4 separate regions of the Homo sapiens genome follow, and regions 1, 2 and 4 are each linked to region 3. The links are chromatin contacts, found by Hi-C in ENCODE. All regions are on one chromosome and are shown on one strand. Each heading gives the region's core, a stretch centred on a gene start or an enhancer-like site at or near the end of the contact. The rest is flanking DNA. Distances are from core to core; before and after follow the strand shown.

Region 1 (7,532 bases), core at 1,423-3,922, 2.8 Mb before region 3:
AGCACTATACCCGTTACACATGCAAAAACACAAACAAATATCAGAAACCTACTGATAAGCAAAGAAGCCAAACATAAATGATCACGAGATTGTGTGATTCCATTTGTATGAAGTTTTTTAAAACCCTAGAATGACAAAGACAAACCAGCCTAACACAAATTGCTGCAAAACCTGAAAATGCTTCTTCACCGCCCATTTCAGTGTGGTTAGACCACTGATTCATCATCTCTGTTTCTTAGTAAAACTAAATGCTTATTTATGTCAATGTAACATCTTATTTCAAGTGGCACTTCCTCTCTGATGCACCTGTGGGCTGCGGTAAAATCTCATGCGTGCTCTGTTGGGGCATTTTTGTTTTGTATATCAATTGTCAGTAAATTACTTACTTATTGACATACTAGAAAATCAGCTCCCTGAAGGGAGGACATCATTTTTAATCTCAACTTCCAGTTTCAGGGAAAGCAATATAGTTTAACCATTGTATTTATAGGCTTTGGTGTCAAGTAATCTGGTTTCAAATTTCTGCTCAACTCCTATCCTTCTGTGTGACTTTGAGTGAAGTACCTTGTTTTCCTCATCAGCACTTAAATGGGATAATAAAGGTGCCTAGCTCCTACAGTTGTGATACCAGAAGACTTAAATGAGCCAATACCTGACACACACAATGTTCTTAGTAAATGTTAGCTTTTAGCTAATCAAATCATCAAACTGTATTTATAAGTTTAGTGTAAATTAAGATTGCTACTTTCATATGAATATTTCCACATAAATTAACACATTCAATATAAATCTTATAAATTTTGTATGAAATTTCATAAAAATTAATCTATTAATACAAATCTAACCCGATGTTTCTCTGAATGGAAACTTTTTGGCATGTATATATCAAGTGGCCTTGAAAACTCATTGATTAATATTCTAAATTAGGTTGCTCTTTAAGAAAACTCAATAAAACATTAAAAGTAATATATCTGATTTTTTTTCTCATAGATGTGAAGTTTTTTTGTTTTAATTCTCAAACTAACAAAGGCTACCTAAAAATTCAATAGGGTACTTTCAGGTACATTTGTAATATTCAACAGATGTATTTGTTTCTGCTTTCTCTAAAGTCTCAGTAAAAATTATATTAATAAAAACATTTAATAGAATAAAAAATGATTGGGAGCAACTAGGCATAGATGAGAAATGTCTACAAAGTTTGGACTATGTTCAGTAACTTAGGCCATAGTTCCCTGGACGCTAAAGCATCAGAGACCCTATGCACCACAGACTCTATGGTGGCTCCCATCATCCCCGTGTTCTGGTCTTCAAGCTCTTGTGTGATCTCCTCTCTTTGAATGTGGATAGGACTTGTGATTTGCCTCTAATCAATACAATACAGCAAAGGTAATGGTATATGCATGATTACATGAATGGAATGGAATGTGCCTAAGATTATAATAACTGTCTGCCAGAGGGGACTCTTTTCATGGCTGGCTTTGAGAAAGCAAGGTGCCATGTCGGGAAAGTCCTTACAGCAAGAAACTGAGGGCTACCTCTGGCTAGTAGCCATCAAGAAACTCAGGCCCTCAGTTGATGGCCCACAAGGAAGTGAATGCTGCCAGCAACCATGTGAGCCTAGAAGCAGATCCTTCCCCAGATGAGCCTCAGAGGAGATGAGAGCCACAGCCAACACCTTCACTGCAGCCTTGTGAGTCTCTGAAGCGTAGCACCTACCCAAGCCATGCCTACACTCCTGGCATACAGAAATTATGAGATAACAAATGTGCATTGTTTTAAACCACAAAGCTTAAGGTAATTTGTTATTTAGCAATAAAAAACTAATACCGTATGGGTTCAATATGGGGGAAAACTGGGGAATTAGTAGAAAATATATACAAGGAGCCCCTTGAACAACCAAACGGCAACCCTGTATGTCTACTGAAGATTGGAAGTTTATTGCCTGGCATTACTGAACCAAAAGGAGCCTGAATTCAGAGTAAGAGTCTCTAGGCAAGGCTAAGGGAGGACGTGCTTTACTAAAGACAGAGGAATTAATTGAAATTCTGAATAACAGACTTGCTTTTGAGAGGTGACAGCGTGCTGGCAGTCGTCACAGCCCTCGCTCGCTCTCGGCGCCTCCTCTGCCGGGGCTCCCACTTTGGTGGCACTTGAGGAGCACTTCAGCCCACCGCTGCACTGTGGGAGCCCCTTGCTGGGCTGGCCAAGGCCGGAGCCGGCTCCCTCAGCTTGCAGGGAGGTGTGGGAGGGAGGGGCGCGGGCGGGAACCGGGGCTGCGCGCGGCGCTTGCGGGCCAGCTGGAGTTCCGGGTAGGCGTGGGCTTGGCGGGCTCCGCACTCGGAGCAGCCGGCAGGCCCTGCCGGCCCGGGGCAATGAGGGGCTTAGCACCCGGGCCAGCGGCTGCGGAGGGTGTACTGGGCCCCCCAGCAGTGCCAGCCCACCGGCGCTGCGCTCGATTTCTCGCCGGGCCTTAGCTGCCTTCCCGCGGGGCAGGGCTCGGGACCTGCAGCCCGCCATGCCTGAGCCTCCCACCCTCTCCGTGGGCTCCTGTGCGGCCGGAGCCTCCCCGATGAGCGCCGCCCCCTGCTTCACGGCGCCCAGTCCCATCGACCACTGAGGACGACTCGCTGAGGAGTGCGGGCGCAGAGCATGGGACTGGCAGGCAGCTCTACCTGCAGCCCCGGTGTGGGATCCACCGGGTGAAGCCAGCTGGGCTCCTGAGTCTGGTGGGGACGTGGAGAACCTTTATGTCTAGCTCAGGGATTGTAAATACACCAATAGGCACTCTGTATCTAGCTCAGGGTTTGTGAATGCACCAATCGACACTCTGTATCTAGCTACTCTGGTGGGGCCTTGGAGAACGTTTGTGTGGACACTCCGTATCTAGCTAATCTGGTGGGGATGTGGAGAACCTTTGTGTCTAGCTCAGGGATTGTAAACGCACCAATCAGCACCCTGTCAAAACAGACCACTGGGCTCTACCAATCAGCAGGATGTGGGTGGGGGCCAGATAAGAGAATAAAAGCAGGCTGCCCAAGCCAGCAGTGGCAGCCCGCTCGGTCACGCTGTGGAAGCTTTGTTCTTCTGTTCTGTGCAATAAATCTTGCTACCGCTCACTCTTTGGGTCCGCACTGCTTATGTGAGCTGTAACACTCACCGCGAACATCTGCAGCTTCACTCCTGAAGCCAGCGAGACCAGGAGCCCACCGGGAGGAACTAACAACTCCAGACGCGCTGCCTTAGGAGCTGTAACACTCACCTTGAGGTTCTGCAGCTTCACTCCTGAGCCAGCGAGACCCCGAACCCACCAGAAGAAAGAAACTCCGAACACATCCGAACGCCAGAAGGAACAAACTCCAGAGGCGCCACCTTAACAGCTGTAACACTCACTGCGAGGGTCCACGGCTTCGTTCTTGAAGTCAGTGAGACCAAGAACCCACCAAGTCCGGACACAGTTTGACATCTCCTAATTGACTTCAATATCCTCGACAATCAGGCTTAAGGCACCCAAGAAGAAAATTGGAGAATTTCTCTTTGAAAAAACTGACCTGCTTCATAATAAAGACCTACAAATATTGAGATTAAGAAGAAATAAATAACTTCTGCCTGAACATCCAGTGATGTCCACTGATCCCAGACACAGAAATTCCCTTCGCTTATTTAGTACCTCAGTCTTGCATGCTGTTAGACACTTAAGGACTACTAGATATTTAGAAAAGTCTCCAATAAAAGTAAGAGATCAGGCCGGGCCCGATGGCTCACACCTGAATCCCAGCACTTTGGGGGGCTGAGGCAGGCGGATCACCTGAGGCCAGGAGTTCGAGACCAGCCTGGCCAAGATGGTGAAACCCCATCTCCACTAAACATACAAAGAAATTAGCTGGGTGTGGTGGCACGTGCTTGTAATCCCAGCTACTTGGGAGGCTGAGGCAGGAGAATCGCTTGACTTGAACCTGGGAGGTGGAGGTTGCAGTGAGCCGAGATTTTGTCACTGCACTTCACCCTGGGCAACACAGCAGAACTCCGTCTCAAAAAAAAAAAAAAAAAGATCAAAACAAGTACACATAAGATGAAGTTCAAATTAGAATTGATCGTAAAAATGAAAGAAAGACTTAAAATATTCTTATAATTCATAATCTCAGGTGTGGGGAAAGAAAATAGTATATCACTTAAACAAAAAGAGTAAACTATAAAAAAGATCACAACAAGAAATAATCCTTGAAAATTAAAATTATAAGAAAATAAAAAAACAAATTCTATAAAATGGGTGGAGGAAAAACTTGAGAAATTTCCTAGGTAATAAAATCTAAAGAGGAAGAGATAAAAGAAAAAGTATAATAATAGTAGAATATCAACCCAAGAGCACTAATATTTCACTAAAAGGAATGCTAGAAAAAAGACATTAGAATAAAGATACGAGGAAAATTAGGAAATAAGTATAAAAAAATTTCTCAGAAGCTAAGGGTGTGAGTTTCCTGTTTAAAGCTTCACATTGAATGCCCCATGGAAAGGACAAAAATAGACTTAAAAGACACCTCACTGCAGAATTTCAGAATTGTAGGAATAAATACAAGATTCTGAAAGTCTCCAGATAGAAAAGTTAGGCCTCAGACACAGGATCAGAAATCAAAATCATATTGTGTTTTTTAACAATTATGTCATCTGGCAGAAAGTGCAACTAAAATTCAGAGGAAATCTGATAACAGATCTCAACTTTTGTATTCAGTCCAACTATACTTCAGGTACATAAGAACAATAAAACTCTTTCCAGCCAAATTACTGAAAACTGTTCTCTCTCTTTTGCTCTCTCCCATGTAACTTGTCTTTGTTAACAAAACTCTCTTAAGCAAATTTATGTGCTTACAACTAAATGTCTCTGAGTTACCTTTGATATCATTTACTAGCTAGAGAATACTGGTACCTCCACTTTTGTGTAAACCTCAATGTTTTAAATCTACATTTGAAGTTACTGATTTCTTTTAAGTTAATATTTTACTCTTTATTTTAGAACATATTTCCTCTTTTTGGAACTGCACAACTTCCTTTTTCTTAGCCTCCCCCAAAATGTCGTTAATTTTTTAGTACACTGTACTGTCTGTTCCGCATCTTTGACATTTTAATGCTGTTAACACTTAATCTCTTATTGTGCTGTCATCAGTAATCACCAGGGCCATTCAGAAAGATCAGACCTTGGTAGCAGGAATAAACTATCCCTGAAGAGGAGGTGAGATGAGTTCATACGTAGCAAAAATTAAAAACAGGTTTCAAAATTATGAAACTTATCTCCATGTAAGGTAAATTAACTGCCTGATAGTCTTTAAATGAAGACAACCAACATAACATGCTTTAAGCGAAGACCACAACATCAAGGCATCTGTAAACATAAATCATAATATCCAGCATCTAATCAGGAATTATTCAACATGCCAAGAAACAGAAGATATGAACAATAACAAGTAACTGTGTAAATTTTTAAAAAGTACCATGAAGTGACAGAAATGAAGAAACAAACATACAAAGATGTTAAAACACTTTTATGACTGCATTTAGTATTGGCTATGTAAGCACATTCTTCTTTTCAAACTAAATATAAAAAAAACCTTCCTTTTCAAAAACTTAATGACACAAACCACTACTGAAAACATATACATAAATAAACATGAAGCCCCTCCATTAAGAGAAATATACTTCTGTGCAATTATTGTCTTTATCTTCACCTCCAGGATCTCACAATTATGTGTCTGTGTCTAAGTCAGATTTGGATATGACCTGTGGTCCATCAATACACATGTAAATTTTAATTTAAGCACGTCTAACACAGAGAGAAAATATAATAGGATAACCTTTGTTAAAAAAAAATATAACATATAGGCCAGGCACGGTGGCTCAACGCCTGTAATCCCAGCACTTTGGGAGTCCGAGGCGGGTGGATCACGATGTCAGGAGATCGAGACCATCCTGGCTGACATGGTGAAAACCTGTCTCTATTAAAAATACAAAAAATTAGCCAGGCGTGGTGGCGGGCACCTGTAATCCCAGCTGCTCGGGAGGCTGAGGCAGGAGAATGGCGTGAACCTGGGAGGCGGAGCTTGCAGTGAGCTGAGATCGCGCCACTGCACTCCAGGCTGGGCGACAGAGGGAGACTCCGTCTAAACTATTAAAATATATATATATATATATATATATATCGCATATGAAAGAACTGTGTAAAAATAAACATTAGTGATTTTGAATTCATTAACTAAGTCTTTGCGCTGTACATAACAAGGACTCGTTGCCCTGATGCTGCAAAGCCAGTCCTTGATAACCCAACCTGGGGATGATATTGGTGAAAATGATGGAGTAGATCTGCTTTCACCTCTTCTATTCAGCATCATGCTGGAGTTTCTTGCCAAGGGAATAAAACAAGAATACGAAAGGAAGAAGTGAAACTGTCTTTATTTGCAGATAACATGATCTTGCATATCATGTCATCCTAAAACATTCACAACAGCAATAAAAATTAGAGGTAATAAACAAGTTCAGCAAGATTACAGGATAAAAATCAATATAAAATAGTAATAGTGCTTTTACAGACTAGCAATGAACAATCCAAAAATGAAATTTAGAAAAATCTTTGTTTACAATAACATCAAAAATAATAAAATAAAGAATAAGTTTAATAACAGAAGTGTAAGAGTTATTCTGTGAACAATGCAAACCATTTCTGAAATAGATTAAGGAATATCTAAATAAAGGAGAGATTCTGTATTTATGGATTGAAAAAATGAATATTACTCAGTTTGCACTATTCCCAAAATTGATCTGCTGAATCCCAGCTGCCTTTTTCATGGCAGAAATTGACATACTTACCCTAATTTTTTAACACTCTTTTAATACTCTACATGCTAGTAATTTTTTTACTTTTATATGACTAGATCATCAGTCATATTTTTCTTTTTTGAGACGGAGTCTTGCACTGTCTCCAGGGCTGGAGTGCAATGGCGCGACCTCAGCTCACTGCAACCTCTGCCTCCTAAGTTCAACCCATTCTTCTGCCTCAGCCTCCCAGGTAGCTGGGATTACAGGCGTACGCCACCACGCCCGACTAATTTTTTATATTTTTAGCAGATATGGGATTTCACTATGTTGGCCAGGCTGGTCTCGAGCTCCTGACTTCATGATCCGCCCGTCTCGGCCTCCCAAAGTGCTGGGATTACAGGCATGAGCCAGGGCACCCGGCCCATCAGTCATATTTTTCATATGAATAAAAGTCTACTTTTTAGTGAAAAATGATTATTCTCATTCTGGAAAACTGTTATAGCCTAATTATAACATTCAGCATAGCATAACTGATTTGGTAATTCAACACATAATTACTGAGCGGCTGTTATGTTTCACACAAAACTAAGTGATGAAAATAAAAATAATAAAATGTGAGTCTTACCCTCAAAATCTAGACAGCATAGTTGAATTATGGCATGGACTTAGAACTCAGTTATCACTCTTAAAATGTACTGGTTATGCCTTTGGGAGGCTGAGGCGGGCAGATC
Region 2 (7,502 bases), core at 5,003-7,502, 2.7 Mb before region 3:
AATCACTTTTCTATATGCCAGAAATAAACAAATGGACTTTTAATTGAGAACACAGTGCCATATACATTATCATTCAAAAAATAAAATACTTAGGTATAAATCTAACAAAATATATACAAAATCTATATGTGGAAAACTACAAACTGATGAATGAAATCAATGAAGAACTAAATAAATGGAGAAGTATTTTATGTTCATGGAGAGAAAGACTCAACATTGCCAAGATATCAATTCTTCCCAGCTTAATCTACAGATTAAATGCAATGATAATAATAATCTCAGCAAGTTATTGTATAAATATCAACAAACTGATTCTAAAGTTTATATAGATAGGCAAAAGACCCAGAAAAGCAAACACATTATTGAAGGAGATGAGCAAAGTTAAACAACTGATACTACCTGACTTCATGATTTACTCTAAAACTACAGTAATCAAGACAGTGTGGTATTTGTTAAAGAACAGACAAATAAGGCTGGGCGCGGTGGCTCACGCCTGTAATCCTAGCACTTTGGGAGGCCAAGGCAGGTGGATCATGAGGTCAGGAGATCTATACCATCCTGGCTAACACGGTGAAACCCCGTCTCTACTAAAAATACAAAAATTAGCCGGGCGTGGTGGCAGGTGTCTGTAGTCCCAGCTACTCAGGAGGCTGAGGCAGGAGAATGGTGGGTGAACCCAGGAGGCGGAGCTTGCAGTGAGCCGAGATTGCGCCACTGCACTCCGGCCTGGGCAAGAGAGTGAGACTCCGTCTCTTAAAAAAAAAAAAAAAAAAGGAATAGACAAATAAATTAATGAAAAAGGATAGAAAGCAGAGTAGCAGACTAAAAAGAAATAGACCCAGATAAATATAGTCAACTGATCTTTCATAAACAAGCAAAGCAATACAATTAAGAAAAGACAGTCTTTTCAACTAACGATGCTGAATAACTAGACACCCACATACAAATAAATGAATCTAGGCCCAGATTTTACATTTTTCCCCAAAATGACTCAAAATGTATCATAGTCCTAAAGGTAAAACACAAAACTGTAAAACTCGTAGAAGATAATATAAGAGAAAGCCTAGATAACTTTGGGTATGGTGATGACTTTTTAAATATAATACCAAAGGCACAATCCATGAAAGAAAGAACTGATAAACTGGACTTCATTAAAACTAAAAACTTTCAACCTGCAAAAGACATAATCAAAATAATGAAAAGACAAATTATTAATATCATATGTCTTTTGAGAATTGCAAGTTAAAATAATGAGATATCATTACATATTACTTAAGTGTTACATTAAAACATTAACAATATCAAATACTAGCAAGGATGTGGAGCAACCAGAAGTCTCATGCATTACTGGTAAGAAAGCGAAATGCTACAGCCACTTTGGCAGTTTCTTACAAAAGAAAACATACTTGAAGGGAGGGGCCAAAATGGCCAAACAGAAACAGCTCTGGTCTGAAGCTCCCAGTGAGATGAATGCGGAAGGCAGGTGAATTCTGCATCTCCATCTGAGGTACCAAGTTCATCTCATTGGGCAGCTGGTGCAACCCACAGGAAGCAGGAAGAAAGCAGGTGGGGTGTCATTTCACCCAGGAGCTGCACAGGGTGGGGAGACTTGCCTCCCTGAGGTAAGGGAAGTGGCGAGGGTCTGTCCTACCCACCAGGTGTACTATGCTTCTCCCACAGATTTTTGCAATCTGCAGATCAGAAGATTCCCTCATGAGCCTACACCACCAGGGCCCTGGGTCTCAAGCACAAACCTGGGCAAACCAATGACAGCCACTCCCATTGGTGGCTGTTTAGGCAGGCACTGAGCTGCAGGAGTTTTTACATACTCCAGTGGTGCCTGGAACTCCAGTGAGGCACGAGAACCATCCAGTCCCATGGAAAGGGGGCTGAAGCCAAGGAGGAGAGCCCAGCAGTCTCAATCAGTAGGTTCTACTCCCATGGATCCCTGCAAGCTAAGACCCACTGGCTTGAGATCCCTGCTGCCAGCAGAGTAGTCTGGAGTGTGCCTGGAATGACTAAGTTCCTGGGGGGAGGGGTGACCACCATTAGTTGGCGGTTTGCCCCTGACAGTGCAAAGGAGCCTGAGAGGTTTGGACTGGGCCAGATTTCCCACAGTGCAGCAAACTGGCTGTGGCAGGTTGTGGCCAGACTGCCTCTTTAGGTGGGACCCTGAGCCATCCCTCCTCACCAGGCAGGTCATCCCTGCAAGAATTCCAGCAGCTCTGGTCAGGGGCTTACAGACAGAACTCTCATCTCGCTGAGTCAGAGAACCTGAGGGGAGAGGCAGTTTCAGGTTCAGCAGACTTATCTTTTCTGCCTGCTGGCTCTGAAGAGACCAGATGAACCCGATGAGTGGGATTCCCCCAGCACAGCACACCAGCTCTGCTAAGGGAATGTCAGATTCTCTACATAAGCGGGTCCTTGATCCCATGCCTCCTGACTGGGTGAGACTTCCCAACAAGGGTCACCAGACACCTCATACAGAAGAGTTCCGGCTGGCATCAGGCCAGTGCCCCTCTGGGGCAAAACTTCTGAAGGAAGAAGCAGGCAGCAATCTGCTGTTCTGCAGCCTCCACTGGTGATACCCACGTGAACAGGGTCTGGAGTGGATCCCCAGCAAACTGCAGCAGACTTGCCTCAGAAAGGCTGACTGTTAGAAGATAAACAAACAAACAGAAAGTAACAACAACAACATCTACAAAAAAGACTCCACAAAAACCCCATTCAAAGGTCATCAGTCTCAAAGATCAAAGGTGGATAAATCCACGAAGATGAGGAAAAAACAATGAAAAAACGGTGAAAATTCCAAAAGCCAGAGTGCCTCTTCTCCTCCAAATGATCGCAACAGTTCTCCTGTGAGGGCACAGAACAAGGCTGAAGCTGAGATGGATAAACTGACAGAAGTAGGCTTCAGAAAGTTGGTAATAACGAATTTCGCTGAGCTAAAGCATTATGTTCTAACCCAATGCAAAGAAGCTAAGAAGCATGATAAAAGATTACAGGAGCTGTTAACCAGAATAACCAGTTCAGAGAGGAACATAAATGACCTGATGGAGCTGAAAAACACAGCACGAGAACATCATGTTGCAAACACAAGTATCAATAGCTGAATTGACCAAGCAGAAGAGAAAATATCAGAGCTTGAAGACTCTCTTGCTGAAATAAGGCAGACAGACAAGATTAGAGAAAAAAGAATGAAAAGAAATGAACAAAACTTCCAAGAACTATGGGACTATGTAAAAAGACCGAACCTACCACTGACTGGAGTACCTGAAAGAGACAGGGAGGATGGAACCAAGTTGGAAAACACACTTCAGGATATAATCCAGGAGAACTTCCCCAACCTAGCAAGACAGGCCAATATTCAAATTCAGGAAATCCAGAGAACCCCAATAAGATACTTCATGAGTAGATCAACCCCAAGACACATACTCCAAGGTCGAAATGGAAGAAAAAATATTAAGGGCAGCCAGGGAGAAAGGTCAGGTCACTGACAAAGGGAAGTCCATCAGATTATGAATTTTGAGTGCTACAATATGCCAATGTAGGTTATTAATTGTAATAAATGTACTGCTGGTGAAGAATGTTGATGTTAGAGACTGCTATGGTTTGAATGTGTCTCCAAAGTTCATGTGTTAGATACTTAATCCCCAATGCAATAGTGTTGAGAGGCAGGTCCTTTAAGAGGTAATCAGGTCATAATGTCCTTATAATGGGAGTGGGTTTACTATCACGAAAGTGGATTTGTTATAAAAGCAAGTTTGGTGCCTCTTGCTCTCTCTCTTTCTTATGCATGTGCTCTCTTGCCCTTCCAAATTTTGCCATGGGATGATGGAGCAAGATGTGTTTCTCAGTCTTGAACTTTCCAGCCTCCAGAACTATGAGCCAATAGATTTTGTTCATTATAAATTACCCAGTCTTGGGTATTCTGTAATAGCAGCACAAAACAGACTAAGACAGAGTCTATATATGTGTGGCAACAAGGAGAAAATGAAAAAAAAAACTACCTTTCTCACAATTTTGCTGTGATCCCAAAATGGCTCTAAAAATATGGTCTTTAAACAAAACAAAAAAGAGCAAAAGGAAAAAGGATATACTAGCAGCAGATCTTACAAGAATATCCAAATTTAAAGAGCCATCAAACCAGTGGTGAATTTAAATTTCCCTCCTCTAGTATCACTGCCCCGAACTTAATACAGCCAGAAACATGGAATTGAGCCTCTGTCAGCATAAAGAGAGGGCTCCAGGAGAAGCACTAGAGGTATGGTCTGAGGAACAGAAAAGCAAACTCCTATCTCAAATAGAGTGTGAAAATACCACGTTTATTTTTTCTCCCCCTCTTGTCTACATTCTCATGTGCCTCAAACCTCAGGCAATCTGATGATGGTAGGGGAAACTACAGCAACATGCAATAGCCAAAACCTTGAGAAAGGTTAATCCTCGGCCGGGCGCGGTGGCTCACGCCTGTAATCCCAGCAGTTTGGGAGGCCGAGGCGGGCGGATCACAAAGTCAGGAGATCGAGACCATCCTGGCTAACACGGTGAAACCCCGTCTCTACTAAAAATACAAAAAAGTAGCCGGGCGTGGTGGCGGGCGCCTGTAGTCCCAGCTACTCAGGAGGCTGAGGCAGAATGGCGTGAACCCAGGAGGCGGGGCTTGCAGTGAGCCGAGATCGCGCCACTGCACTCCAGCCTGGGGGACAGAGTGAGACTCCACCTCAAAAAAAGAAAAGAAATCTAAAGTCAATCCTTTCCATTCAGTTGAGCTGTAGCTCCATGAGAGTGGGGCCAAACCTCTTGCTTTTTTTTTCTTCTTTCTCACTGTCCGTCTGCCACATGAGCTTAAAGATGCAGCTATAATTGCAGAAGTATATGGTTCATCAGAATAAAAGGAGGCCCGCATTTCTAGCTGGAGGATGGAAAGGAGAAGCCCCTGGGAACCTGAAAGTACGGGTCAGATGGTGAAGAGGAAGAAACTTTAGAAAGAGACCCATGAACATTATTCATAAACTCCTGGATTCACCTGCCCCTCAACTTATGCATGCCTAGATATGGTTCTAATTGGCACACTAAAGATGCTAAGACCTGAACTAATGAGTAGAGCATTGCACAGTTCCCAATTTCACCCCTGGTTGATGCACATGTCTGAATAGCACTACAAAGGCTTTCAGAATGGAACTGACATTGGAACCAGATCCCACAGATTGTCTTCATCTCACCAGGGTGATTGCTTGCTAAAACAATAGTATCAATATACTCCAAAATTTAAATAAGATCCAGTCTAACTAAATATTTGTTCAAAATGTTCAAATTACAATCCAAAATTACACAGTATATGAAGAACCACGAAAATGTCAACTTCCATGGGGAAAGAAAACACAAGCCAAGGAGGACATGACAGAGATGTTGGAACTATCCGACAAACAGTTTAAAGCATTTGGTATAAAATGCTCAAAATACCCAATGAATGAAGAAATAAATGAAGTCATTTAACAACATTTAGAGTTCATCTTTTTCTGCCTCTGAATTACCTTTTCTCCAAATTGATTACCTTTTAAGTTGGGAGGAGAAAACTCCAAACTTTTAAGTCCTAAGTTATAAAACCTTGATATTCCCTAACTGTGGCAAAAGTCATTTTTTTCACTTACTAAAGCATCATATAAAGCTATATATATATATATTTCCAGTGCATCCAATGTAACATAATTCCATTAGAATGCCCTACTAAGTTTCTACTCAACCTTTGTTACTTTTTTGATTTGTAAATGTCCTTTACATACTATTTTCTACCTTTTCTCTCTTAAGAGCTTCCATGATAGGTTTTCTACCTATGTAATAATGATGGTATCTTGTATCTGAGTAACACTTTAGAGTTTGTATAGATTTTTTTTTAGTGAAATTAACTGTTATTTTCAATCCTAAACTTAACCTTATCTCATTGTCTTACATCTTTCTCTCATTGTTCCCTCTCCTTAGTTGTTAGAACTGGGAATATAAATATATGCATGTTTTACACAAATTATAAGCCAATTTATGGACTCCCACATTCCATCTCTTATCCTTGAAAACTTTTTACTAGATCAGCACCTTTCCTGTGTGAGCCCATCACTACCACTACCTTCCCATTCCAGTCCTCACACTTACTCTGTAGAGCCCAGCTTCTTACCTGGGTTTGCAGGCAATTCAGATGGTGTAATGTCTTTCTCCACATTGTTACTGTCATGCATTTTGCCTCCAGTTTCTATGAGTGATCTAAACCACAGTCTCTACGTTTTCAACCCCAAGAATGATTCAAAACAAAACAAAAAAAAAGCCCAACGACTAAAACGTGTAAGTGTGTAACCGCCCCAGTAACTCAAAATGTCAAGCCTTTAAGTTAAATATAGCTAGAGGAACAAATGAAGCATAAATTGTTTCAAAAATCAGCTCATCACAACAGAATAAACTGGTGTTTGTAAGAATTTTAAAAAGTTGAAGCTACTTCTCTAACAGTATTTTGGTTACGAAAGAAACTAATGTTTGATAACTTAAAATTTCTTTGACTATTAAAAATTATAATTGTATTTTGTGCGGTACAAAGCAATATTATGATAGAAAATAAGAATTTATTGAAAGGAAGGAGTTGGCTCTCAGAGGAAATGAATGTTAGGTAAGTAAAGACAACAGCAATTTTAATCTCAAATTAAAATTCATTCCCAAGAGTTTACGCTCATTCAAAAAATATCTTGTTTTCAATTTCTTCAAGATATTTTGGGAATTTGCTGCTATGGCTGCTACAACAACTTTTCAAAAATGGGCTTGAACGGTGTGCAGCTTCTGTGCTCCCTCTGGCATGATCCAGGAGCACAGAGGCTCTTTAGCAGCAAGAGCTTCTTGTCAGATGTGTTGATTTCTTGTATATAAATGCCAGTAAGGGCACCTTTTACTAAAATATAATTTATAGTAATGTGCACAAATCATAAGCATACAACTAAACACATTCATTAAAAATATAACATGTAACAAGTGCCTAGATGAAGTATATCTTAAAACCACGTAAAACAATACCAACACGCTATGTGCCCTACTCATGTCCTGCAACGCTCATTACCCCAAATACAATCTCTATCTTAACTCTGACAACATATTTTCCCTGCTTTTGAATTCTATACAGTAGCCCCCCTTACCTGTAAGAAATAAGTTCCAGATTGGACAGCTATTGCCTTTATCAAATAGAAATGAAGTTGCATTAGGACTGAGTTCCAGTTTCTGTAAGATTTTATATATCTTTTTCTTTACTATTTCATCATTTCTAGTTTGTCCTAGGACCTATGATAAAGCCTTCTAGTAATTCCATCTGAGAACCTGCTTTTTATCAAAGCTGCTTCTCTTTCTTGGAAGTTGAATTTGGTTTTGTCTCCTGAACAACATGTGATTGCCAAAAGTTCAAGTCTGTTTTTCACATAGTTCTTCCTAACCTCCTTTCCTGTGAAATTTAATAATTTGAAAATTGCTTGAGA
Region 3 (7,419 bases), core at 4,920-7,419:
AGAGGCAGGAGACCTGGGCTCTCGTCTCAGATCAACCACCAACAGGTGGTGAGGCCTGGCCAGCCACTTCACCGGTACATCCGTTTGTCATTCAACAAACGTTGCCAGGGCAGGCATTGTCCCCGAAGCTGTGCAAACCACACAGCTTCACAGACACAAATAACACCCAGTCTGTGCCCCTGTGCCTCGAGGAGCTCACAGAGACAGGTGACCGGGGGAGACACCGCGCTGAGGAGCGTGGCTGGGAAAGACGTAATTCTCCCTCTAGGTCCTGGAGGAAACAAGACCTGGATTCACAGAGGAGGCAGCGCTCCGGCTGTGTCTTCAAAAACGAGGCATCTGCCAGGCAGAGATAGTGTGGAGAGAGTCATTTCCTAGCAGAAAATGAGCTTGTGCAAAGAAAGGCTGGGAACCTGAAAGAGCTGGGGCTGCTGGGGGCGGTGAGCCTTCAAGAGAAGCGTGCGGGTCAGAGGGAAGCCACCAGACCTTGAATGCCAGGCCTTAGAGTGCGACTTTATCCCAAAGGTGACCAGGAGCCATGGAAGAGATTTCAGAAAGGAAGGAACTTGACCCAGTTTGTGTCACGGATGGGATCACTTCAATGGCAGCACAGAGGGTGCTGTGTAGGGGGAGCCTGCAGGGTAAGGGGCAGACTCCAGAGAGATCTATGGGGCAGGGAGGACAGGAGGGGCCTGGATGCAGACAGGTGGGGCAGGGGTAGGAGGAAGGAGGACAGCCTGGAACCTGGGTCTGGAGCTCAGAAGAGCCCAGGGATGCATGCAGGGATCTGGGGGTCACGTTGTGTAGTCGAGACTTTGTCACTAGCCCTCAGTTTCCCAACAAGGGCCGGACCCTCACCCCTGAGATCCCTTTCTGCCCTGGCATCTGACTGCTCTTCGACTTAATGGCATGACCACAAGCACGGGGGCGGATGCGGGGAAGGGGGGGCGCCCTACCCGGCCTTTCTCCACCTCTCGGGTGGTCATGACGATGACACGGCTGTTCTCCTGCCACGCCATCTGCCAGAAGTCATTGACCGTGGCCTCCAGACAACCCTGGCTGGCGATGTAGGTCTTAGCGTTCTCATCAGGGCCTAGCAGCTGGTTCTGGACGCAAGCGTGGAGAGACGCACCCCAAGACAGTGAGCCCCTTGGCCCAGCACAGGCCCTGAACCACTGCCACCCTCACCCATGCAAGAAGCCAGCTTCGGCTTTGCCCAGCTGTCTCTGGATCTAGGGTCCCCCCACCAGACAGGGAATTCCCAGGGCCCAGCCTCTCCTCCCACGTGGCCCACACTGCTGACCTTGATGTAGTTGGCATTGATGTAGTCGGACCCGGGGATGTTACTGTCCCGTCCCTGCAGGATCACTCGGCTGTGGTCAACTGGGAGTGGGCGGAGAGGAGGCGAGATGGTCTGGGTTAGCCAGGGACTCACCACACCTGGGTCAGACCCTCCTGAGCTAACAGGCCATTCTGGTCTCAGAAGCCATGAGGCTTGCGGGGGACTGTGGGCAGCAGGGGTGGGGGATCATCTGTATGGAGGGAGTGAGGGAGTTCACAAGGAGGTTGGGAGCAGGGGGCAACCTGCCTGCTGGTGGTGGGGAGGCACTTCTGGGAGGAGTAGAGGCCTTTTGGAGAAGGGGGAGGCTCTGTGGGGGGTGTGGGGAGATGGCCCCTCCTGGCGTGGAGGGTGGAGACCTGTGAGATGAGGGGAGGCAGCTGGGGCAGGGGCGGTATCCTGGGTGAATGGGGCAGCCTGGGTGCTCACAGGGGAGAATGTTCTTGTAGCGGTTCTTGCCCTTGTTCTCTGGCCGCTGCCCTTCCAGACGCTGGTGCAAGTTCTTCACCTCCTGCTTCTGCAAACTCTGAGATGTGGGTGGGGAAATGAGCATCAGCTCCCAAAGAGGGCATCCATCGGGGGAGCTCACGTGGGGTGGGTCAGGAGCAGAGGTGGGCAAGGAGGGGAAGGTGTCCGCCTGGGGCCCCAGGCCGCTGCCACCACCTCAGCTGCCCCAGCCCTGCCGGTCCCCACCATGCACCTCAAACTCCTCCCAGAAGCCAGCCTTGGCTGTATCCTCGGACTCCTGCTTCTTGTTCAGTTCCAACACTCGGTTCTCAATGTCAGCCGCATTCACCCTCGTGGCATAGTACGGCTGGGGTGGGGAAGAGCGAGAAGTCAGCAACTCAGAGATCCCAGAAGCTCACATCTGGGGGACAGCTCAGGGGAAGTGGGGAGGCAGCTGGGCCCACCCCTGACCTGCCGCAGGTAGACAAAGGCGCCTGAGGCCTCCTCAATCCCCGTCTTCTTGAAATGCTCCACCAGGTCCGTGAGGCTGTCGAAGGTCTCCAAACCACCCACTGTGTAGCGTCCACCCTGGGGGGAGCCAAATTAGGCCATTCACAGGACTTGAGTCTCCCTCCCTGGGTCCCCAGCCTTGAATTCAAGCCCAGGCAGACCCTCCCTGCCACCCACACTGTGGTCACAGACAGGAGCCTCAGCAGAGGCTCCCCCGCCGCCTGGCTGCCTTACCTCGCACATGACCTTGATGTGGGTGACCCTGAGCGGGGAGCCTGGGCCAGCCTTGGGCTGGTCACTGAGCACAGAAAGCACGAAGTCTCCAGGCTGGCTGAGGCTCTCACGCACAAGAAACGTCCAGGGCTCGCCCTTGGCCTGCAGCAGCGTCTCTGCCTGCCCGCCAGACATGTGGCCATGGTACCACCTAGAGAAGGCAGCGTCAGGGAAGGTAAGACCCAGGCCACAGGGGAAGGCGCTGAGCAGAGACATTCACAGAGAGGGGCCGGAAATCAAGCACCTACTGTGTGCCAGGCACTGCGCTACATGCTTCCAAATCCACCACCTCATTTAGGTCTCTCACAAACATGCTGAGAGCTAGGTATGATATTACCCCCATTTTATAGATGAGGAAACTGACGCTGAGCTGTTACTCACTGGCCTAGGGCCCTTGACTGACTCTAGGGCAAGCTTCCAGAGCTCTGTTGCCCAGGCTGGAGTGCAGTGGCGCGGTTACAGCTCTCTGCAGCCTCGACCTCCCAGGTTCAAGCCATCCTAGCCTCCAGAGTTCTAACCGGGCTTCGAACCCAGAGCCCACCTCTGAAAGGCAGAAAGGCTGGCAATATTCAAAATATTTGGAGGAGAGAAGCTAAGGATGAATCTCCGTGAAGGATGGGACTGTGCCCCAGCAGAGACCAGAGGCAAAGAGAAACGCAGACCGAGGCCACACCACAGGGAGTGGTGGGAGATGGACACACAGACTCAAGTCACAAGGAAGGCGGATGGGGTGCGCTCCGCCAGGGAGGCGGGGAAGACAACCCCACTGGGGAAAGAGTGGTGTAGGGGGTTCTGGGGTGCCCTGGATGATGTCACTGAAGGGGAGCCCAGGGTTCAAACGGATTTGAAGGGGCTGTCAGGGCAGAAAGCAGAACTAAGCCCTTTCCCCGAAGCACACCCCTTTCCCAGGAGGAAACTGTAGCCCCACAAAGCCCAGCCCCACAGGAAACCACGTGATGGAAAAAACACAAAACTCCTTCTGGGGAGAGAGTGAGAAGTGAGGTTGTGAGGTTTCCTCAGCCCAGGGACGAGGGGAGGGCGGGCAAATTTTCCAACCGCAGGGATGGGGGGAAGGAGGGGAGGACCAGTCTGTCCCAACCCATCTCACCCCTGCCCGGAGGTGACTCCAGCCGAGAGACCCCCAGAGCCTCCTAACCCCACTGGGCTACTTCAGCCCACCGCCTGGGGACAGGCTAGGACCCCAGGTAGCGGGGAGGGGGCTGAGCCCCTTCCCTCAGGCCCCAGGATGAGGAAGTCTCCATGCAAATGTCAGGCTGACCACAGGAAGCGCAGAGCCACCGAGGGACAGATGCAAATTCTCGCAGAGGAGGAGGCGCACAGACAAGGCAGAGGACACAGCAGAACCTGGGAGAAAGAGCCTCTCACACACTCCCAGGCTCAGGGGTGACACTGGCTCCTGGGACGGGTCACCCAAAAGGGCCTCCAGTGCGGCTTCCCTGGTCTTAACCTCCCGCCCCGGCACTGCCCTCCCTTCCTTCTCTCTCTTCTCTCTTCTCCTTGAACCCAGGCCTCAGCCTCCTCTGCAGGGGCCTCCTGGGGCCCTGCTCCTCTCTTCCACCTCCAGGCACTGGTCAGCCCGTCCTCCTCTCCTGGCTGGAGGCAAGGAGAAAGAGAGGACATGAGCTTTAGAGGGTCTCGGTGCCAAAAGCCCCCTGAGTGTTGCGGTGGGGAAGAGGAAGGGCAGGGGGCAGACACGGAGCCAGCCATGTGAGGCTCACAGAGAGAGGGAAGGCCTTGAAGGAGGCCGATCCAGGAAAGGAGGCCTCCCAGGTGGGCCACAGGGCTGCACCGTGACCGAATCCAGCTCTAAGTTTCAATCAGTGCCTTGACCAAAAATATTGATGCAGTTTGGAGGCCCGAATCTCAGAGAGGCTGCAAGCTGGCAGGAGCAAGGTTCCCGATCATTTCAATAACCGATCCATGAATGCAGGGATCCACGGCAAGGGCAAGTCGGCTTGGCCCAGGGGTGCATGTGAAAACCCCCTAGCGTTATTCCGCTGCCCTTTACTCTAAGGGGATCTGGCATTGAGATGCGGCTGCTGAAAGGAGCCATGGTGTCATGAGGAGCATTCAGAGCCCCCAGCCCCCAGCCCATGCCTTTGGGAGACCACAGGAGGAGTCGGGGAGGCCACAGGAAGGAAATGCCTGGAGTATTACTCTGTGCCCGGGACAGCGTGAGACACTTTACACAGGTGAACACTTCACATCGTGCTCTCAATGATCTCTGTTTGGGCCGGAGACCTATTTGACCCCACAGGACAGACCCATCCCCACGGGGCGGCTGGGACAAGGCATCAAGTGTCTTGGCAAGCATTCATCCCCATCTTCACCCCAGTGTCAGCTCCTCACTGTCCTAACATGTGCTGGGGTGAGGGGCAGACGGAGGAAGGCAGGCTCGATTCCAGAGGAAGAAGAGCTTTCTAACAACAGAGCTGGCCTGCACGACATGCTGGCCACCAGCAGTGGCCTCCCTGTCTCCAGTGGGACCTGGGTTGCAGCGGCCAGGGCTCCCGGAGTAGGGCGAGGCAGCTTTCTGTGGCTTCCTCGGGGTTAGGTGGAAAGGGTGGTAGGTTAGGCTCTGAGACACCAGGTCCCAGGACAGCAGGGAGGAGGGACATTGAGAGCCCCAGCTGGTGCAGGGAGGGGAGGGGATGGAGGGTAGGCAGCGCCGGCTGCCAGTCTCCCTGCCTCCCTGGCTGTTCAGGGTGGGAGCCGGCTCATCCCTGCTTGGGAATGGCGGGGGTGCGGAGCCCTCACCTCTCACTAGTGGGATCGGAGCAGTTCAGCGGGTACTTGAGGTGGATGATGGTGCCGTCGCGGTCCTGCAGGACACCCTGCTGCTGAGTGTAGTACTCCACCAGCTCTGTCAGAGTCGCAAACTTCTCCCCTCCATACAGGTCATAGAAATCCCCTGAGTTCTGGATCCGAATATGGGTCACCTGATCCCCCACCCTGCAGGGCACCAGGCGGTGAGGCCAGTCGGTGCAGGAGTAGAGGCAGGAGGGCAGGGATCGGCTGAGGTCCTGGGTGGGGGCACACATGGGCATGGGTGGGCACAGACAGGGATGGGGAGTGTGGGGGTTGGGGGCAAGGGAACAGACGGGGAGTCAGCACTGCCACGGGGAACCAGGAATGAGTGGTTCAGGGCCTGGATGGCACAAGAGAGTGGCCAAAATGCCCGGGGTTGCGGGGGGCCCACCTACCTGACGGAGAGCGAGAAGTCACCCTGGTTCTTGCGACTGGGCCGAGCCAGGAAGCTACCGTGGACACCTCGGCCCTTGAGCAGGGTCTCTGCATCCAGCCCACTGAGGTCTCGGTGAAACCACCTGGGCGGCCCAGGCAGGGCAGTGAGGAGGGGTCCCGTGGGCACCAGGCACCCTTGCCTCCTGTCTACCGTGGGTGGCAGGCCCTTACCTCACCATCCTGGGGGCTTCCGGAGAGGAAGGGGGCGCAGGGAATGAGGAGGTGCAGCTAGTCTGGGCAGGCAGAGAGCTCAGGGACTAAGCCTCAGATGCAGCTCCCAGTGCCGGGCCGCCTCACCACCCCCGGTGGTCCCAGTTCTGGGGCTGCCACTCCACTGGCCTGGGGCAGCCGGCAGGGCGGGGACAGGAAGAGGCGCGGCCGACCCCTTGGGGGAACTCACTTGTACTTCTCGTTTTAGAGCACAGCAAGGGAAGAGAAGCAGAGCAGGGTGGCACTGGGGGTGGGGACGGGGCCCACTTCCCACACGTCTGCAATCAAAGGCTCAGGAGCATGGCATTGCACATATGTGACAACACATGCAGTAAGGACACATGTGTGCCTTGCACACTCCAGGCCCAGATAATACTTCACGCATGCGAACCCAGACGGTCCCACGGCATCTCTCCCTCCTCCACCAGCTGCTTTTACGCAGCCCTCCCTGGCCCACGCTAATAACAATGATGGCGGTGACAACTGTCATCGAGTGAGTCCTGCTGGATGCCGGGCGCTGTGCTATAATGGCGTTCACATGCCTTGTCTGATTGGTTTCTCACCACAGCCCTATGAAACAGGGGCTATCTTTATCATTTTACAGACAAGGAACCTGAGGCTCAGGGAGTTTAAGGCATTGCCTGAGTCCATCAGTGAGTCAGCTGCAGTGCCAGGATTCAAACCCAGACAGTCCGGTTCCAAAGCCAGTGCTTTGAACTCCTATACACCAGCCCTCAGGGCTTCAAAGAACAGAGATTAAGAGCCTCCTTGTCCAAAGGGGCTGCCATGGGAGCAGGAGACTAATAGTTAAGACCTTGCCAATGCTTGCAAGAGAGAAGGGTGCCCTCCTCTAACCAACATATGCAGTTTGTCCATGCCACTGTGGCAGAGGGATGGACAACATGACCCTGAGCAGCCCTGTCAACATGGGTCCTTTCTAATTCTTGTCCCTAGGCCTCTGCCCTGCCCCAGCACTCCCACCAGGGGGCCTATCTCCTGGGGGGCTGGGGGACAAGGTCCTCACCATGGCTGATTTTCTCAGGGCTGGTTGATCTTAGAGGCCCTAAACACTAAGGTATATGATGCTGCCTACCTGTAATTCCAAATACAAACATCAACACCGCCAAACCAAAACGAGGAAAAGCAGCTCAACAGGGGATACATAAGAAACACATATTGGTGGCTTCCCCTAGGGAGGGAAACTGGGTGGCTGGAGGACAGGGCTGGGGGAGACACTTGGTTCTCTACATACCTTTTTGAATGTTATATGATGGGCATGCATTACCTTTATAAAAATAAATATGCTAACTGGGAACAATTTCTGGGAAACTTTTAGGGTACAGGGAAGGCTCTTTGTCTCTATCTGGATGCTGTTT
Region 4 (7,668 bases), core at 4,338-6,837, 2.8 Mb before region 3:
CATTGCTTTTCATGGACTCATTACAATTCTGATAAAAATATTAACATGTAAAGGGCCAAGGCAAAATGAGACAAATGAGCTTATACAATGAGTTTTAAATGAATTTAAAAGTATTTCATTGAAATAATTGTATTTTATTTTGTTTTTTATTGGGGTATGTGCAAGCACAGGTTGGGGTTAAAATTTCTTTCCTCTTAAAATTCATGGTCATTGCAGATGGTTTTTCAATTTTTTAACGTTATTACATATTTAAAAATGTAAATGCTAATTTTGTTAGTCTTTCTTTTGCTCTCTCGTATGAATGTATTTGCATATTTTAAAAGTCAGTAGATGGCCTTTGAATTTTCTTAGGTTATTTGATTTTAATTTTTTAATTTACATTTTAATTCTGTATTAAAATATTATATATCTTTTTATAACATCCAGAAACAATTATATTAGAATGACTTACCATGTCCAAATTATAAACTAGATTCAAATTCTGGGGATTAATTAAGATTTTACATTGGTGTTTAAAGTCTTTGGGAACTTTGATGTTCCCAAGCTCCCTCAACCACAATCTAAAGACTATCTCGTACAATGTAAGTTAATATTTTTCTTAACTTTGTGAGACATTATCCCCAAAGCAAAAACACTTTCTTGTAATCCTTATACCTGTGACACAGGGAGACAATAAATAAAGCTCTGGCTTTAAATGCTTCCAAATCTGTTTTCTTACCCTTATTCTATTGTTATAGAGGTGTAAGTTACCTCTCCTAAGGTTCTACTTTCAATTGATTAGGAAAGTACACCAAATCTAAATGAGTTTATCTTAAAATAACAAAATGGACTTAAAATATGTAAAGTAAAACGTAGTTGATCTATTCAACCACCATTCCAAATTCTTTCTCTAATTTCTCTTTGTTTCCTTCTGGGACTCAAATTAGATGTGCAGTGGGCCTTTGCTTTCTAGCCCCCATTTCACCTAACTTCACATTTTGTCCCTGTCAATTTGTGCTGAATTCTTAGCAATATTTTCAGATATATCTTTAAATTCACTAATTATCCCTTTTCCTGCTGCTTTCCTCATCTGCTCTCATTCACTGAGTTTTTAATTTCAGTGATAACAGTTTTTGATTCTAGGGATGTATTTTCAAACTTATTGGCTTTTGATGTTTTTTGTTGTTGTGATGTGATGTTTTTATTTCTTCTTTTATTTCTTAAAACCATTTAAACATTATTTTTTATAATACATAGGATTATTTAAATATCTAAAGTCCTTGGTGACCAAATTCATTCTTTGTATTTCCTATTGATATGTTGGCTTGTTTCCTGAAATATTTGATGATTTTTAAAAATTTGGTTGACCTCAATAACGGGATTCATAAGGAAAAATTAAAGATTGTTTCTTCCAGAGATTAACTGCATTTTCATCTGTAAGAGGGCAGGGTGTAGCTAATGATTTGGATGTCTTGAAGCCCTTTTTAAGGTTTCAGACTGATGAAAGGCTCACTGATTTATCCCATCACCTTTCAGTAAACCAAGAGCTTATTCTTAGAATCTCAGCACCAATATATAGATTATTACCATGAAGGGCCACCTTGCCCTTTGAATTCATTTACCAAATGCTGCTCCCCATTCTGCTTCTAACTAAGTGCCTTCCTTTAGTGATTTCCTCATTTCTTACAAAGAAAGCAATATGTTTAACCTAATTATCTCAGGTTATAATGGTCTTGTAGTGAAAACATCTTCAAAGAAACAACAGTGTTGTTTCTCCTAAAGTTGTTTCTTTGCATGCCCTGACACGTTTTATGCATTGAAGTTCCTGAGCTATACAAATCCAAGTTGCTATTTGACAGACTATAAATAAACTATTATTTATCTATCTTGTTCTACTTTAGAAATCTATTTTTTTATATTCTATGATATCAAAATGGGTGTGAAACACTGCTTCCAGGTATCTAGTCTATCAGAGAAGTGAAACTGTAGTTTTTATAGTTTTCATTAAATGTGTCCTAAAATTTTTCAGCTACATAGTTGCTCTATCTTTCGCAATAATTATACACTTACTCAGAAAGGGTTTGATTTAGGTGCATTATATCAGTCTGAGAAAGAACTTTATAAGCTAGGCAACAGTATGAACTTAATTTGTAAGCAAGACCAAATGTTTTTTGAAGATATGTTGATTACCTTATACTTTTATGCTTATCCAGATGTTTGCCATTTTTTATGTTCTCCCTTGAATAATATTCAAGTTCTCATTTAGAAACATTGCGCATCAGCCTGAAAAACTTCCTTTAACATTAGCTATAGTGATTATCTGTTGTCAAGGGGTTCTTTTCATTTTCTGAAAATGCCTTAAATTTGCCACAATTTTTGGAAGATTTTTCACTGGATATAGAATACTTTGTTGACAGTTACTTTTTCCTTTGACAATTTAAAGATATCTTTTACTGTATTCTAGCCCCCATAGTTTATAATGAGGATGAGGGATTTTTGTATAATTGTTTTCTTGCAGGTAATGCACAAAAACTGTTTTCAAGATTTTTATCTTTGGCTTTTAAGTTTGACTAACTTATTCATACATATGAATTTCTTAATATTTACCTGCTTAGGCTTTGCTGAGCTTCTTGAAAGTGTAAATTTATGGATTTAAGCAATTTGGAAAAAATTTCAATTATTGTATCTTCAACTTGTTTTGCCCTAATCTTTCTCTTCTCTTAAGTTTTGGGACTTCAATTCTAAATATGTCATATGTTTCAATATTATTCCACAAGTCCTTGAGGATCTGAAAATTATCCAACATTTTTCTTCATATTGGACAATTTCAAGTTCGCTAACTTGTTTTCCTGTTAAATCTTGCCTTTAAGTATGTCCAGAGATGGTTTTTATATAAAATGTTTTACTATATTTCTCAATTCTAAATTTCATTTGGCTTTTTTCCTACTGTCCTTCTTTGCTGAGGTATCCTATTTTTTCATCGTTTGAAAGCATATTTTCTATTATGTCATTAAGCACAGTTACAACAGCTGCTTTAAAATATTTGCCTGATACTTCTAACTTCCACATCATCCTTATATTGAGCTGCATTGATTGTCCTTTTCCTTTAGAATTGGTCATATTTTTCTGGTTTTTCATGTAAGGCATTTGAGATTATATACTATACATTGTGAAAGTTATATGGAGAAGTCTGTGTTTTCTCACATATTCCTCCAAAAAAAGTGAAAGTGTTTATTTTCCTTTCTTTTTTTTTCTTTTTCTTTTTCTTTTTTTTTTTTTCATGGAGTTGCTTTGTCACCCTGGCTGGAGTGCAGTGTGACATGATCTGGGCTCATTGCAACCTTTACCTCCCAGACTCAAGCAAGTCTCTTGCCTCAGCCTCCCGAGTAGCTGGGGTTACAGGCACACACCACCATGACTGGCTAATTTTTTTTTATTTTTTGTAGAAATGGGATTTTGCCGTGTTGGCCAGATTGGTCTCAAACTGACCTCAAGCAATCTGCTTGCCTCAGCCTCCCATAGTGTTGGGATCACAGACGTGAGCCATTGCACCTGGCCAATTTTCCTTCCTTAGCAAGCAATTGGTGTAGTTGGACTTAAATTTAAATCTCTATCTTTGGGGCAGCAGGTCAAGTCTCAGTTCGGTTGTCTTGTTCTTACCATAACCTGGCTTGTGCTTGCATCAGTCAGAGATTTGGGGAAAAAAATTGTACACACAAGTTAGAGCACCCCCTCTATGTTTTTGATTTTATGGAATTGATTCTTCATTTTCAGCATCTGTGGTTTCTCTTAACTCTGTTCTCTGGTTATTCAGGTGAGAAAGGCTGCAGGTTTTTTAATGATGTTTTACTCACTCTACATGGGACTACAATTGGCCTAAGGCTAACAATTGTAAAAATGATAAACTTTTGCCCTGCCATACCTTCTTTGAAGTGTCATCTCCCCTCTAGAATCTGTCTGGCTTTGTTCACTCTTCAATGGCTTCAGGTCATGTGTGTGCGTGCGTGTGTGTGTGTGTGTGTCTGTCTGTCTCTGTGTGTAAAGAATATTTATTTACAGGAATACTAAATTATTGGTATATCTAGAATACCCTGTATCATCATCTAAATTTGCTGGGAAATATTATAAATTAGAACTAGCTGTTAAGAGCACATTTTTAGATGTCAAGATCGTTTTGTGTGATAATAGAGATGAACCTATTTGATTTTGGGGGACTGCCTATAGCACAAATTTTGCTTGTGAATAACTATACTAGTGTGATATAAACTCCCAACATTTCTGATGTGTTAGTAGACAACTAATTAAAATTTCTAATTTCTATTCTTCCTTTAAAGTTTTTAGTTCCTTGAAGCTTGGATGTTCATTGTTTTATCCTAGTGTCTGGTGCATTTCCTGGCTTATAGAAAACATGATATATTTTTAAAAGGATAAATTAAATGGAAAAAGGATGGATGAGTGAATGAATTAATGAATATACACATGACTTCAATTCTTTTAATTTTTTTTCAAATGTACCCTGGAACAAAGCACATACTTTTTTCAAAGAAAGCTTAGCACATAATATAACCAAATTTGAGACCCTTCAATTAGTATACATTATTAGGATACAGTTTTACATTGATTTTAATTGCTTATCTTCCTTTCTTCCAGTTTCTTTCAACTTTTCTACTGTCCATAAATCATGTCCTGCCAAAGACTGGAAGGTGCATAAGGGAAAATGTTACTGGATTGCTGAAACTAAGAAATCTTGGAACAAAAGTCAAAATGACTGTGCCATAAACAATTCATATCTCATGGTGATTCAAGACATTACTGCTATGGTGAGATTTAACATTTAGAGGTGACAGCATCCCCCACACTGGCAGTGAATTTTTTGTGCTACAAACTTGGCAAAAGTCTGTGAAAAGAAGTTTCAACTTCATGTGTTATTAACTATACAAATATTAGTTGAATGAATTGTTGAATTACATGATTACCTTTGAGGTTTTTTTTTTTTCCGGCTAGGAGGAGGGGAAATTCATTTTATGTTTTATACCAAGCTCTTCTCTCCAAGGGACCATTGCTTCTTAGCAGATTTCATTTTAAAACTTAAGAAATTGAGTATATGATCTCAGCACACATGTTTATTGCAATGCTCATAAAGGCTGTAGCCAGGTATCACAGCAGCTGAAATTAAGGAAGATTTTGTGAGAAAGGGAAGGCAGAACAGTATCTCTTACTTAGATTTAGTATTTCCAGAGGATAGCTAACATTTAGCTAACTCTGCCTTAATTTAAATTGAAGTTTTGCTGAATGGAGGTTGGACACTATTTTAAACCTTCTCAGTGATAAGGTCAATGTACATGTTAAATTACAAATATTAAATAAGGGTTCTCATGGGGCTCAGTATGTTAGAATCACAAGCTATGTCAGTAGCTCAGTTTCTGCAAACCCTGTGGCTAGCAGTGCTTTACAAACCTGGTTGAACATGCGCCATCTGAAAGAACTTAGAAAAGGGCAGCTGTTGAGACATCTGAGGGAAAAAGTCCCTCTTGAGTGTCACAGAAATCCACACCAAGAAAAACTAAAAGAGAAGTAAACTATTAATATCTTCAGTGAAACTAGTGTTACCCCAAATGTCAAACTGTAAGGCTCTGTCAGGCGCAGCAAACTATGAGCCAAATCAAGGATGGAATTAGGAATTGATAAGAGACCTTTGTTTGTTCTTCTAGAGCAAATTTTAATGAACAAGAAAGAGGAAGCAGGGAGTAACTAAAAAGCATCTAAAAAGAGTGTTGTCTAAAGAATCAACAATAAATAATAGCTTGGAGCCATTGCGCAATGAATGACTTCACTAAGAATCTCATATATCTCCTGCTCACAGTCAAAGGGAAAAATGTGAAAATGCAGAAAAACATGTCTCTCAGCAAACAGTAAACCAGATTTAGGAGAACGGTGATCTAAGACAACACATTTTAACGGAAACTTACTTCCTCCAGTTTAAGCTTTACCTCTTCACATCATTCCTAAGTAAATATATGAGTCAGACACAATTGTTCCCTTTCAAGAATAAACAAGACTCTAAAAGGAATTAGTGTATGATTTATGCATAAGCATGTCCCTTTCTAAACATCTCCCAAAAAAGAAAAGTAAAAAACAGATAAAATATGTTACAGAAGAACATTTACTCCAATAAATATAAAATCATTTTCTAGCGATTATTCTCAAGTTCTCAAGTAAGTTAAAGTTAAAATGGAAAAAAAAAAGGATTATTAGTCCATCTAGGGTATCCAAGTGTCATCATATGGCAAATAAAATAAGAAGTATGAAGGAAAAAGGAGAAGGAGGGCAGAGGGGCAGGGAAAGAGGCATAAAAAGAAGTAAGGGAGATGTGTGGCTTTCATTTCCATGTTGCAGATATCTCAAAGAAATGCTGCTACCCCTTCTATAATGGAAAATAGCCAAATTAACTTCTCAACATTTTCAAATCCATTGAAGAATGAACTCTGTAGAACAACCAGCTGGCCAAAATCTATGGTGACAGGCACATGCGAGAGAGAGGAAACACATCCTTGCTTATTTAGGATAGACAAATCCAACACCAGATACCAGTAAGAATTCAGCCAGGATAATTGAAAGATGGATTAGGGATAAGTGTAGGGTGGCAGAACAGTGTGAAGCTCCTGGGGTCTGCAGAAATTAGAAAATCCCACCACCTCTCCCAGGCTATTTCTCTACAAACTCCACCAGACTCTCACAGAAATGACTGGAGAGAAGCAGAAATTCTTCATGTCCATTGTGATGCAGACCTGGAGAGAGAAAACAGTGATAATACAGAGGTGGCGGCTGGGCGCGGTGGCTCACACCTGTAATCCCAGCACTTGGGGGGCCAACGTGGTCAGATGACCTGAGGTCGGGAGTTCGAGACCAGCCTGACCAACATGGAGAAACCCCGTCTCTACTAAAAAATACAAAATTAGCCGGGTGTGGTGGTGATGCCTGTAATCCCAGCTACTCGGGAGGCTAAGGCAGGAGAATCGCTTGAACCTGGGAGGCGGAGGTTGCAGTGAGCCATAATCGCAGCCACCGCACTCCAGCCTGGGCAACAAGAGCGAAACTCCATCTCAAAAAAAAAAAAAAAAATACAGAGGTGGCATGAAATTCCACAGAGTACCTTCTCCCCTATCTGCTATCTACACAATAAACTAAAAGACCTACTGTGTGTGCTGGGGAGAAGGGCAACAAACATCTCTGCCCTTAGGGAACTGGGGGAACATCGTTGCAGGTGGGAGAAAGTGCCAAGACACAAAATCTGCTCCTGTAAGAGGGGCAGGAATACACACTGGACCAACGACTATATCCAGGGTAGGGGCAGAGACCTGAGCAGGCCAGGCACTAACATTACAGGCACTCACTCAGTGCCTAAGACTGAGTCATAGTGAGAACAGCCATCACCCCTTCCACTCACTGCCTTGCACTACCAAGATAACATTTTCAGAAAAGGAGTAAAAGAGAATGCTGCTGGAAGAGAGACAGAAGAGAAATAAGAATGTGCCAAGTAATCTTCTCCAAGGCACTGTGAAAATGGAAACTAAAATGCCCAGGATGAAGAAGACATTTTTCTGGCAAACAAATCTCCAGATTAAACACCAGCTGTCATTACAGGAATTTAAAGTGTGTGAAACAATGAGGATAATCACAGCAAGAACA

The links. A loop is a pair of places that touch in the nucleus more often than their neighbours do. Pooled maps may share reads with other maps.
Region 1: a pooled map shows a loop between it and region 3 (12-fold over the local background). The contact joins the enhancer-like site here to the promoter of PTPN6 in region 3. A Hi-C loop is called at or near these places in 1 of 50 pooled maps.
Region 2: a map with no recorded cell type shows a loop between it and region 3 (15-fold over the local background). The contact joins the promoter of CLEC2D here to the promoter of PTPN6 in region 3. A Hi-C loop is called at or near these places in 2 of 37 single-sample maps with no recorded cell type and 5 of 50 pooled maps.
Region 4: a map with no recorded cell type shows a loop between it and region 3 (7-fold over the local background). The contact joins the enhancer-like site here to the promoter of PTPN6 in region 3. A Hi-C loop is called at or near these places in 2 of 37 single-sample maps with no recorded cell type and 2 of 50 pooled maps.

The regions. Positions count from the first base shown.
Region 1 is chr12:9,734,676-9,742,207 of GRCh38, reverse strand. No RefSeq gene overlaps it. Among named protein-coding and RNA genes, the nearest start is that of CLECL1, 5.3 kb to the right of the region's middle. RefSeq lists a cis regulatory region at 1,517-1,769. Within about 2 kb of position 2,672, at least 10 of the 41 ENCODE cell types and tissues checked have a DNase peak (open chromatin) inside an H3K27ac peak, as active enhancers do.
Region 2 is chr12:9,668,463-9,675,964 of GRCh38, reverse strand. It overlaps CLEC2D (C-type lectin domain family 2 member D), which reads right to left and starts at 6,252. Exons shown (of 5, transcript NM_013269.6): 1 at 6,170-6,252. The coding sequence starts at 6,230. RefSeq lists an enhancer at 2,374-2,633.
Region 3 is chr12:6,950,106-6,957,524 of GRCh38, reverse strand. PTPN6 (protein tyrosine phosphatase non-receptor type 6) reads right to left here and starts at 6,169. Exons shown (of 16, transcript NM_002831.6): 1 at 6,005-6,169; 2 at 5,794-5,916; 3 at 5,348-5,542; 4 at 2,531-2,720; 5 at 2,258-2,374; 6 at 2,040-2,153; 7 at 1,769-1,865; 8 at 1,304-1,383; 9 at 957-1,106. The coding sequence starts at 6,012. RefSeq lists enhancers at 1-32, 63-192, 4,067-5,001, 5,002-5,935, 5,936-6,871 and 4 more.
Region 4 is chr12:9,719,775-9,727,442 of GRCh38, reverse strand. It overlaps CLECL1 (C-type lectin like 1), which reads left to right. Exons shown (of 2, transcript NM_001441815.1): 2 at 4,630-4,951. The coding sequence ends at 4,817. Among named protein-coding and RNA genes, the nearest start is that of CLECL1, 9.5 kb to the left of the region's middle. RefSeq lists a silencer at 7,310-7,399. Within about 2 kb of position 5,587, at least 7 of the 41 ENCODE cell types and tissues checked have a DNase peak (open chromatin) inside an H3K27ac peak, as active enhancers do.